Regions from separate parts of the Mus musculus genome. Here region 1 is linked to region 2. Evidence: chromatin loops called from intact Hi-C (ENCODE). Cell type or tissue: left cerebral cortex. All regions are shown on one strand. Region 1 has its middle 4.8 kb from the start of Gm32328. Region 2 holds the start of Gm33047 (a long non-coding RNA gene).

Region 1 (5,000 bases), 1.4 Mb before region 2:
CTCGCTCTGTAGATTAGAGATCACGGTTCCAGTCACCACGTCCCGGGGTGGGAAAAACTGAGGGGTGTTCCAGACCCTTGCGAACCCTGGGGCGCCCCACCCAGGCCCGCTGCAGGCTGACACAAAGCAGGCGCCCCGGGCGGCACTCAGGCTGGGGCGGGAGAGCTTGATTGATGGACCCCGGAGGCGGCGTAGGGTGAGAGCCGGTGCTCATCCCCGCGCTCCTAGCAAGGAAAGGCTGATTTACAGCGCCCGGCGGGACGCCGGTGAGGTCCCTGCAGAAATGAAACCCGCTCTGGGGCCCGGGGGCACTGCGGCCTTCCATCCAGCCTGGGTTTACGGAACTGCCAGCCAATCTGCCCCGCAAGCCCTGAACCCACGCTTGCCCGGAAGATGCCAAAGTCTCAGACTGAGAAGTTAGGAAGGGCAGCTGGCCCCATAGTCCTCCTCCAGGACCCTTCTCCGTTTGTTTAAAGACGCTTTTTTTTTTTCCTTAAAGCACTGAAAAAAACTCAATTCCATCCACCCCATAAAAGGGAACTATGCGTACCCAAAAATTCTTACTTAAGTTTCTAAGTGTGTTTTGTTTCGGAAGATAAAAGGCCAATAAGTTTATAGGCAGTAAAAAATAAGAAACTTAAGATTGGGACTTCTGGAGAAGTAATTCTAACTCAAAGATAGTGTTAGGCCCTCCTGTCTGTCCCCTGCAGTTTGTGAAGTTGACTCTTAGGCACCAGAGCTGAAGTAACGCAGGTTCGGGATCCAGAGATAGGGTGTAAAGTAAACTCAGTTAGGGGGCCGCAGGAGAGAGGACTAGAGAAACCACTCTAATCACTGGCTTCTAAATAAAATTCAGCAGACGGGAAACCCAAAGTAACAAGCCTATGAATCGCTATTTTGTAGGACGAGGGCCTCGTGGCTGGATTCTGAGTGATTTTTTTTAAAGTAATAAATATGCCTTTTTCAGAGTTATTTTTTGAAGACTGGGTACGATTTTAAATTTCATGACTATTAGGTATAGTGATCCAAAGCGGAGTACAGGGGTTTTTGTGGGTGGGTGAAGAGGCCGCGTGGTCAACCCGTAATATGTTCGTGGAAACTGCAGAGCTCGCCTGTCAACTTGATTTTCTTTTCTTTCTTCCCTTCTCCCCTCTGAAAATACCATTAGCTCTTAGTCTGGCCTTGGGGTTGTGGTCGCACGAACACCTCTCTTCCTGATAAGTCCAAAGAGAAAAACATATACACTGGAGGTGCCAGAGATAAAGCTTTCCCGGGGTTTCATCCTCGTGTCTTCCGCTGGAGTTGGCAAAACAAAAGCGCTGCCCTAGAAACGATACTAAAGCACAGAAAGTCCTTCCTGTGACCGAGGTCCCAACACGAATCGCTGAAAGAGCCGGGTGTGTTAACTGCAAATGTGTCCGAAAGCAGCAACGCAACCTTCGGCTCCCGGGCTGCGACCAGGCAGGCATCTGGGGAAAGGAAGAGTGGTCGTTGGAAAATTAAGCTTTCCCCTCCAACTTTAATTTCACTTTAATTCCTAAAAAACCGAAAATGACACTCCCGAAGCGCGGCCGCCTCGATCCCTTATGGCCGCCCAGTTCCCTTTAAGGAAAAGTTTTTGCAAACACTGAATGTGTAGTTTACTCTAAAACTTGACTGGGCAAAAGTCTCAAGAGGAAGCTTCCCATTAAAGCAACAACCAACAAACTGATTTTCGTAATATGTAGCTTTCTAATAGTACAAGGGTGTCCCACTTCACTCGGTTATAAAATATAAAACTGTTTGGTTATTAATTTTTCTAAATTACTTGCAGAATTTGGGGAGAGTGCTGAGAGGCAAAGAAAAGATGAGCCTTATGCCATCTGGCGGTAACACGTGGAACTTCACGACAGCCACCAAATTCCACTGACCTGTAGGTCTGAACCTACAGGGATTTCTTCACCAAACGGCTGTGTAAACTTCGTCCTCTTGAGACGAAGAAGGACGATCTTCGTTACAGAAGATTAGATTTGAGGATAAAAATATTAGCAAAAACAAAAAACAAAAACAAAAAAACGGGGATAGATTCTGAAAGTCTGTAGCCACATAGATATTTTTAAATGAACCATCATACCTCTTGGGGAATTTTTAATGATCATTTATATTCAGTGACAAAAAAGTTTAAGAAAGGCTAAAGCGAGCAGTAGAATTGAGTATTTCGTACAGTTTGGCAGTAGTTTCTGCAGTACCGGCTACTGAACACGTGGGGGCGTACTCAAGTTTCCTCTGATCTCTGGTAATATGATTCCTTCACTTATTTGCATGACTTGTTGTGATTGGATAATATGTTTTAAAAACGTCAATTATACGTCAGACCATAGTTAGCCAATCAGCAGCCTATTGTAGCGTGATTGGTTTCCACTAGAGGTGTCAATCATCCGAAATTTGCATACTAGTCCTCCAACAGGCTGGAGCCTGTCAGTTTGCTGTGGCTGCTAGAAGAGCAGGAGTCGGACGGAGAAGAATGAAAATATACTTTTGCTCTAGCAAAGCGAAAGAAAAATATCGTTTTTACTCATCGTTTCAAAAATTAATTCAGCTATATATCTACCTAATAAAATAAGGACTTTCAATGAAACAAAAATAAGCAGCTATCAAAGCCTTGGTTATTAATTTTAGGTTTGCTGCTTAAAATATCAATAAGTAGTCAAACGAATAATAAAACTCCTAAAATTAAGCTAACAATTTTTTGTTACAAATGATCATTGTCAAATTAAAAATGAATATGACATTTATAAATAAATGTATTTACAAAATACTGCTTTCAGTACATAGGCAAGCTAAAAGCTTGGCTTCGTAAGAAAAAACACAGAAAAGAGAATCTAAAACAACATTTTTTACTTTATCAATAATGACACGCTTAGATCATCCTCTCCTCCGTATTTATTTACCGTGCATTCACAGACTGGAATGCTTTTGTTTGCACATTTCTCCTCACATAAACACTTTTTTTTTAACGGAAAAAAAATCTGTAGGGCCTGTGAAGAAGTCATGGACAGTTTTAAATTTAGAAATTCGTAAAGCCAAACACTTAGATTCTCGACTAGATCTTCCAGGAATATTGTAATTTAAAACATGCCCAGCTTCACAAGGCGTTTATTATTGCCCTAAAATACGTGCAGGAAGGAATCCGCGGCCGGCCGGAGTGAGGAAACAATCCGGGCCTCTCGCTTCCAGACGCTGGAATTTGGATGCAAGCGGGCAGCGGCCCAGCGGCTGCAGCTGCAGACACCGGCCCTCGCCTCTCAAGAATTTTGTAGCAGGCGTTAACAGGCATCTACACAAACCGGGTTTGATCCTTCTGTATAAAGCCGGTCCTGGAATGATTTCCAAATTTTCCACTCAGTAGTGAGCGGACTTGTCCTTCCGCGGTTTTGTCTTTTTGTTTGTACGTATGTTTGGGGATGGGGCGGGTAGTTTTGTTTGTTTATTTGTTTGTTTGGTTTTTTTTCTGTCACTATTCTTTAGTGGCTGCACTTTTCTAATTTTCTTCCTTTACGTATTTTTTTCCTCTTTATTTATTTTTTTTCCTTCCACCCAAGCACTCTTACAGTGTGTCTTTTTCTCGGGCCTCTTCGATTACAAGCCGCTTAGAGAGCTGTGGCAGATGTGTTTGTGAGAAGCCACACAGGGCTGGAGTGATGCTGGCTATTAGTGGAGTGCCTAGGACTACGATACCTGGGACATTGAGGGCTTGAATTGTGTGCTTTTCCGGAAATGCACGAATAACACGGCTATAAAAATAAACTTCTGGCGATTTTAAGTGGATTCCTAGAGGAAAGCAAGCCTCCTATTTCTCTTTACTCCCTACCAACAGTTAGCCTGGTGAAGACCGTCCTCAGTGAATCCCTTCCAGGCCCTCCTAGAGGATCTGTGGAGGACCGGGCACAACAATCTGACTCAGCGGGAAATGCCTGCAGCTAGGACTGCACCCCACCAGTGTCAGCACCCACCACCTCGCCATAGGTCTCTTTCACCTTAGCTCTCTTCCTTCTCCTTACACCTCATTTCTTTCTTTCTCTCCCCCCCTTCCTTTCTCTCTCTCTCTCTCTCTCTCTCTCTTTCTCTCTCCATCCCTCTCCCTCTTTCTTTTTTCTATGTGTCTCTGTCTCTGTGTGTCTCTGTCTCTGTGTGTCTCTGACTGGCTCACTCATCCACGCACGCGCACTTGTTTCCCCCTGGCTGTCAATCACACCCGCACACCCTAGAACGCTTGCGCACTGGAAAAATCCAGCCTCCCACCAACCCCACGCCCTTTCTACTCGTCACCCTGCCATATTGACCAATAAGAGCATGGATCTGGGGGCGGACTTCGAGAAATAAACCAATGAGAGAGCGATTGGAAGCTAAGGCTCAAGAGAAGTAAATCCTTCGTGGTCCGCATTGAGTCGCTTGGGCGATGATTTATGCGCCCCTTTTATTATTTGTAACACTTTGGGAAGTTATTAAGAGGAAGATCTACTGCTTCCTCTTTTGGGGGTGGAACTGGATAGTAATATTTGTCACTGGCGGGTTTTAGGGTAGAGTGGTGCGAGGTGGAAGGCCGTCGGAGACTGGTTTGTTTTGTGGGTACTGTTTTTCATTACACGACAGATTACCCTTTTCATTACAAGCTGTAGACAGGGCCAACTTCGAAGGTCTTCTTGGCTGAATGATCTTGGATTACTCAGAGAGCTGAAACCTGATGCCTTTTGACTTGCCTGTCTATACCCCCGGCACTAGAAGGAGCCATTTGGGGAAGATGTTGCAACCTCTAGTTGCAAGAGAAAGTAAACAGACTCCCCTCACTCAGGTCCCCTCCCGAGCACCGAGCAAATCTCCTTGTGCTTTTCCCGCCTGGATGCTCATTAAGTCTTAGTTGACTCTGAGGCGGATGCAATAAAACATGGATGGTTTCAGAACCCCAAACAAACCGAGTTTCTGTTTTACTCTCAGCCGGACCACACCCCCTGCCTCTCCAC
Region 2 (5,000 bases):
ATATCTAGGTAAGCTTACTTAATTCCTGTGTATAATCCCCCACCCATGTTCTTGTAAGCAATCCTAATTGAATTCATCATGTTACCAATACACATTAGAGTGTGTTTACATGTAAATGTGCATGCATAAACACACACAGAAACAAAAAGATCAACTCGTTGGGAAAATGAAGTCAATAGAATGGTAGAGGGAACCAGACAGTAATGGGGTAATGGGGGTAAATGTGATCAAAACACATTATATATATGCACAAAAATATCATAATTGTGTAAGCAAGCTAGCTCAGCTGAGCAAGCCTGAAGACCTGAGTTAGACCCACAGGGCAGGTGGGAATGGCTCCTATAAGTTGTCTATCTGACATCTGCACACATGCTGTGGCACACACTCACGAATGTACACACTTACACAAGATAAACACATAATAAAATTAGTTTAAGTCATTAACATTATTAGGTACAACTAGTATATGCTAATAAAGTCTCTAAAAAATGTATTTGGGGATCAGTGAGACTGGTCATCAGTTAAATACACTTGCTGTGCACAGCTGACAACCTGAGCTTAAAACCCAGATGGAGGCAGGAGAATAGAGTTATCCTCTACCTTCATGTGCATGCCATGACACATGATTCATCGACTATAAATATCATGTGCACACACAATGACAGGCAACATTAAATAGTTTTTATCTGTTTTGTTTTGAGACACGGTCTCACTGTGGAGCCCTAGCTGGCCTGGAATGCTCTATGAAAAACAGCCTGGCCTCCAACTTGGAAATCCACTTGTCTCTGACTCCTGAAGGTATATACTACATTGCATACCAGTTTTTATTTTAAGTCATTAAAACTATTAGGTACAACTAATATATGCTACTAAAGATGATAAAAATTATCTTTATTTGATGTTTGTTTGTTGTTGTTGAACACTATTAATTTTTGACTTGGCCTACCACACTGCTAACAGCAGCACTGAGCTTTGTGAAGGAACAGGATGGGCTCTTTGGTGTCAAACAAAAGCCTGGCTTCCCTTACTCTTACACTAGGATATTTTTTCCTTTTTGATAATAAAACAAGCTTCATCTTTACCATTAGGACCAACATCAATCTAAACCTTCACAAATGAATGCTTCTTTTATGGTTGCTACTTCAAACGAAATCAAGAAATTTCACCCAACTAGACACAGCAGTCAATCAATTTAATGATGACTTTCTATGGATCAAAAAAGAAAAAAATGATATGCTAAGAATTGTAAGATCACTTCAAGTTCATGCTCTGCTTGTGTCTGTTTTTAAAATCTCATGTAAAAATATTTACTTTCTACAAACCAAGTATTTACCAGATATTTTCTGTACACACACAACACACTTTTGGGCTTTTAGATTACTCGAAAAAAATTAAGTCCCAATTTTGGTTCAAGTTGAGTTTGTAATCCAGACAAGAGTTAGCACACTACAAAATAAGCCTGAAGGCAAAGAAAATGAATTGTCATAAAAAAGTTTAGATGTTCAAAATTAAAGTAAGTGAAATGTCACACTGGGTTATAAAAGTAAAAGCTTGCCTAAAAATATCAGACTAATGTGACCATCAAAAATGATGCTGTGTTGCCGTGTGCTTGCTGACTCGGGCAGAGAAGGAAATTCCAGGAGACATAAACTGGTTACTTTTTCTAGCATACAGGAAGGCCTGGGCTCACTCTTCAGGAATGCACTAAAAAAGAAAATATGTTTGGTGGCTCATGAAGCACTTGGGAAGTGGAAACAAGATCACAAGTTCAAGGTCATTCTCTACTACAAAATGGCTTAAGAGGTCAGCTACAGGAGATCTTGTCTCAAGAAATATAATATCATGGAAGAGGGGATAGAAAATCTGCCTTTTCCTGCATAGACTCCTGGCTGCACAGGCCTCAGAGAGCCATTTGCTCTCAGCGACAAGCACAGCTCCATGCTTACCGACAAGCACACCTATCCTGCTGGTTGGCTCAACCTAAGTTGCCTGCCCTGAGATTCCTTTAACAGACACAGTGGAAGTCATTCTCCTAGGCATTCCATCAAGGCTGATCGCTTGGGAAAACAGTCACCAACTAACACATGTACATTTAAGTGGAAAAGGAATTCAAAGGAGGGAGAAAGGAAACCAGGTGAGAGAGAAGAAAGAAGAGAGCCGGGCAAGGGAAGAGTGAAGCGCGAAGACACAGGAGAGGAAGGAACCATTACATCACTCACACAAACACAATGCATATTTGCACTTAAACTTTATTTTTAAAAGAGTGTTTGGCCCATGTAAGGTGTGGAAGTATTAACAAAGTTAATTATGTTTTACAATCGGTAATTAAGATTAGAAAACAAAGCCTTTGATGTCTGCTACTCTAATGATGGAGGACCAACATCTGAGAAATGTAGCTGTGTATTAGCATAACCACATATGAAAGTACACAGAACCATTCCCAGTTACCTTGTCATTGAATGATTAAATATGAATTCATAATTAGAAAAACCCACACGTAATTTACTGGCTCCTCTGGCGGTTCTGGTTCATTAGCAGTTGATTACTAAACAGTGACCTCTAGTGGCCCATAACTTTCTAATGCTGTATGACTTCTCAAAAGAGCAAGATAGGAAGAACCCGCTTACCCTAAATAAGGCAATTACTTTTTCCTATAGAGGGGAATACTAATCTTTCCTACTTACAATACATTCTTTATGACAATATAAAGTCCTCCGCAAACCTATGGCTTCTGCCCAAATGACACACATTATTTAGTAAATTATAACTGAGCACCTGCCTAAGATCTGGGCTGAGTGCTGAAGATAGTCACTAAAACATCACAATCGACTGAATTCTTTCACCAAAAACTAAAACGACATTAATATATAACTGTCACAGTACTATTTATTCTCTGTTCACACACACAAACATGCTAAAACCACACTTCAAAATTCAAAGACACCAGAAATTTCTGATTCACTGCATTCTGAACTGCTATTTACCTTACAAGTAGCTGATTAGCCAATCCAGAAGACTGAGGCCACAGCTCAGTGTTAGAGCAAAGGAACAAACACTTGACCCTGGGTTTAATCCCCAGCATTTAAAAAAAAATCCAGCTAATGTCTTATTAAGTTTTCCTTAAAGAGGTTTTGATACAAGGACCTCTTCTTGTTTAAGAAGTCTATGTGCATCACACATGTAAGCTTTCCGTCTCTCCCCTTCTTCCTGTCCCTCTCAAAGTGAACAACCACCTTCCAAGGGTTCTTATGCTCACATCACTAGTTTAAGTAAAACTACAACTTACACATCTGTGAATGGACTGGCTTTTCTTCCTGGCAGTCCAAGTACATTCATTCATTAAGACAGGGTTTCAGAAAGGCTACCGACATGAAGAGATGACTTGGGCTATGATAAAAAAAAGTGTCAAGCTATTGATTATGGTTCTCTAAAATAATGGCAAGGCTGGAGCATCCTTTAATATGTGACTCAGCCTCTAATAACTCTAAGATGCAAACAAAAGAGACACACATCTTCTCCTTGCACACCCCTGCTGCAGAGCACGTGGGGTGAGTGCCAGTGGGTTTCCCTGATGATTCAATGGAACAACTGAATCACCATGTAGTGCTATTATCAACAGCTCATGACCCACCAGCAAGAAATGTCAGCCTGATTAATCTAAACACTGATGACCTTAAAAAAAAAAAAACCCAAAACCAAAACTACCTTCCTCCCCACAGCAGAATACGATTATAAACATCTGCTGTTCCTGAGTATGAAGATCTGCCAGCAAGACTGTTGTTACACTGAGACAACACCTCGAAGCTAAGGAGCAGAGTGTATTGGGTTTGAAAAGAACTGGTGACATTAGTTAAGTGAGATTTTTTTTTTAACAACTAAAAGAAACATTTTTGAAAGTACACATTCTCTAAGTTCAGCATATTAAAGTATCTGTTTCCTTAGCATGTATGGTTGTATTACAGTAAGATATCATTTGATTATTAAATTCTTCTTAAATATGTTTCAAAAATAACCAGACTAAACCAATCTATTTCCCACTTCCTTTTATAGACAGAAGCTAGTGTGACATGTTTCGTTTGCTCCATACACGCTTGGAGCTCGTTCTCTTGCAGTTCAGCCTGTTTCTGTTTTACAGAGGCCGCTCCTGAGAGGATGTAAATCTGAAAGTGGCACTTCAGAGGGAATCATTTAACACCACTTCCAGATCCTGCTGGGCACAGAAAAGCACAAATCCCGCCATCGGGCTTCAGAAAGGTGAGTGCAGCATAAATCAGGGCAGCTGATTTTTATCCAAAGCAAAAACAAAGTTTCTTATCACAATAGGTTTCTTTACCTGCAAAAAGTTAACTCAATTTCAGCTTCCCTGTACTTGAATGAAGAGACTGAGACTCTTAAGAAAAACTTCTGAGACAATGCAGAAAAAGTCAAAAATTTCTACAATTGAACAGCAACGTTTTTTTAAAATATAAAGCAGGTTCTTAGTAGCCTGAGGCTAATAAGGAAAGAAATAAATCCAGATTAAAAAGCAACCTATAAGACTCTCGATTTTATTATCATAAAAGTTTCTTTTAACAGATGAAGCATCAGAACTGTTCTAGATTAAAGACGAATGAAGAAACTAAAACCAAATGCAATGCACTAACTACTGTCAGACACAGGACGAAAGAAAACACAAAAGCCCGGCTCCGTGTGGGAACAAGTAGGCAATGCAAGTCTGAAGTCTCCCCACTAACACCAGACAACCAGCTAATGCCTTGGGAAGATCAGTTTTGCAGTTACATGGAGCCTCTTTTCAGAAAACATAGGCTTGAAGTATTTAAAAGTAAAGTTTGGCCAAAAGGTGCATGCTTGCTTTCTCCCCCTCTCCCCCACCACCCCCCGCACTCCCTCCCATCTCTGTGTGTGTGTCAAGTATGGAGTGCACACAAACTAAAAAAATAATAATAATAATAAACAGAACAAATGATGAGCTAGCAGGAGCTCCACTATTAATAGTAACT

Evidence for each region. Peaks named below come from ENCODE experiments on the same cell type or tissue, not always from the same donor. Only the 100,000 strongest peaks of a DNase experiment are listed, where the experiment ranks them.
Region 1: a loop joins it to region 2, with 4 times the contacts of the local background. A loop is called at or near these places in 2 of 42 quality-filtered maps.

What each region holds. Positions count from the first base shown.
Region 1 is chr6:51,168,748-51,173,747 of GRCm38, forward strand. No RefSeq gene overlaps it. Among named protein-coding and RNA genes, the nearest start is that of Gm32328, 4.8 kb to the left of the region's middle. In left cerebral cortex, CTCF peaks have their summits at 1,884 (motif pointing left) and 2,192; DNase peaks (open chromatin) are centred at 1,845, 2,359, 3,217, 3,734 and 2 more places.
Region 2 is chr6:52,574,936-52,579,935 of GRCm38, forward strand. The region is part of intron 4 of Hibadh (3-hydroxyisobutyrate dehydrogenase); the gene reads right to left. It overlaps Gm33047 (a long non-coding RNA gene), which reads right to left and starts at 4,878. Exons shown (of 2, transcript XR_377679.3): 1 at 1-4,878. In left cerebral cortex, a CTCF peak has its summit at 2,562 (motif pointing left); a DNase peak (open chromatin) is centred at 2,557.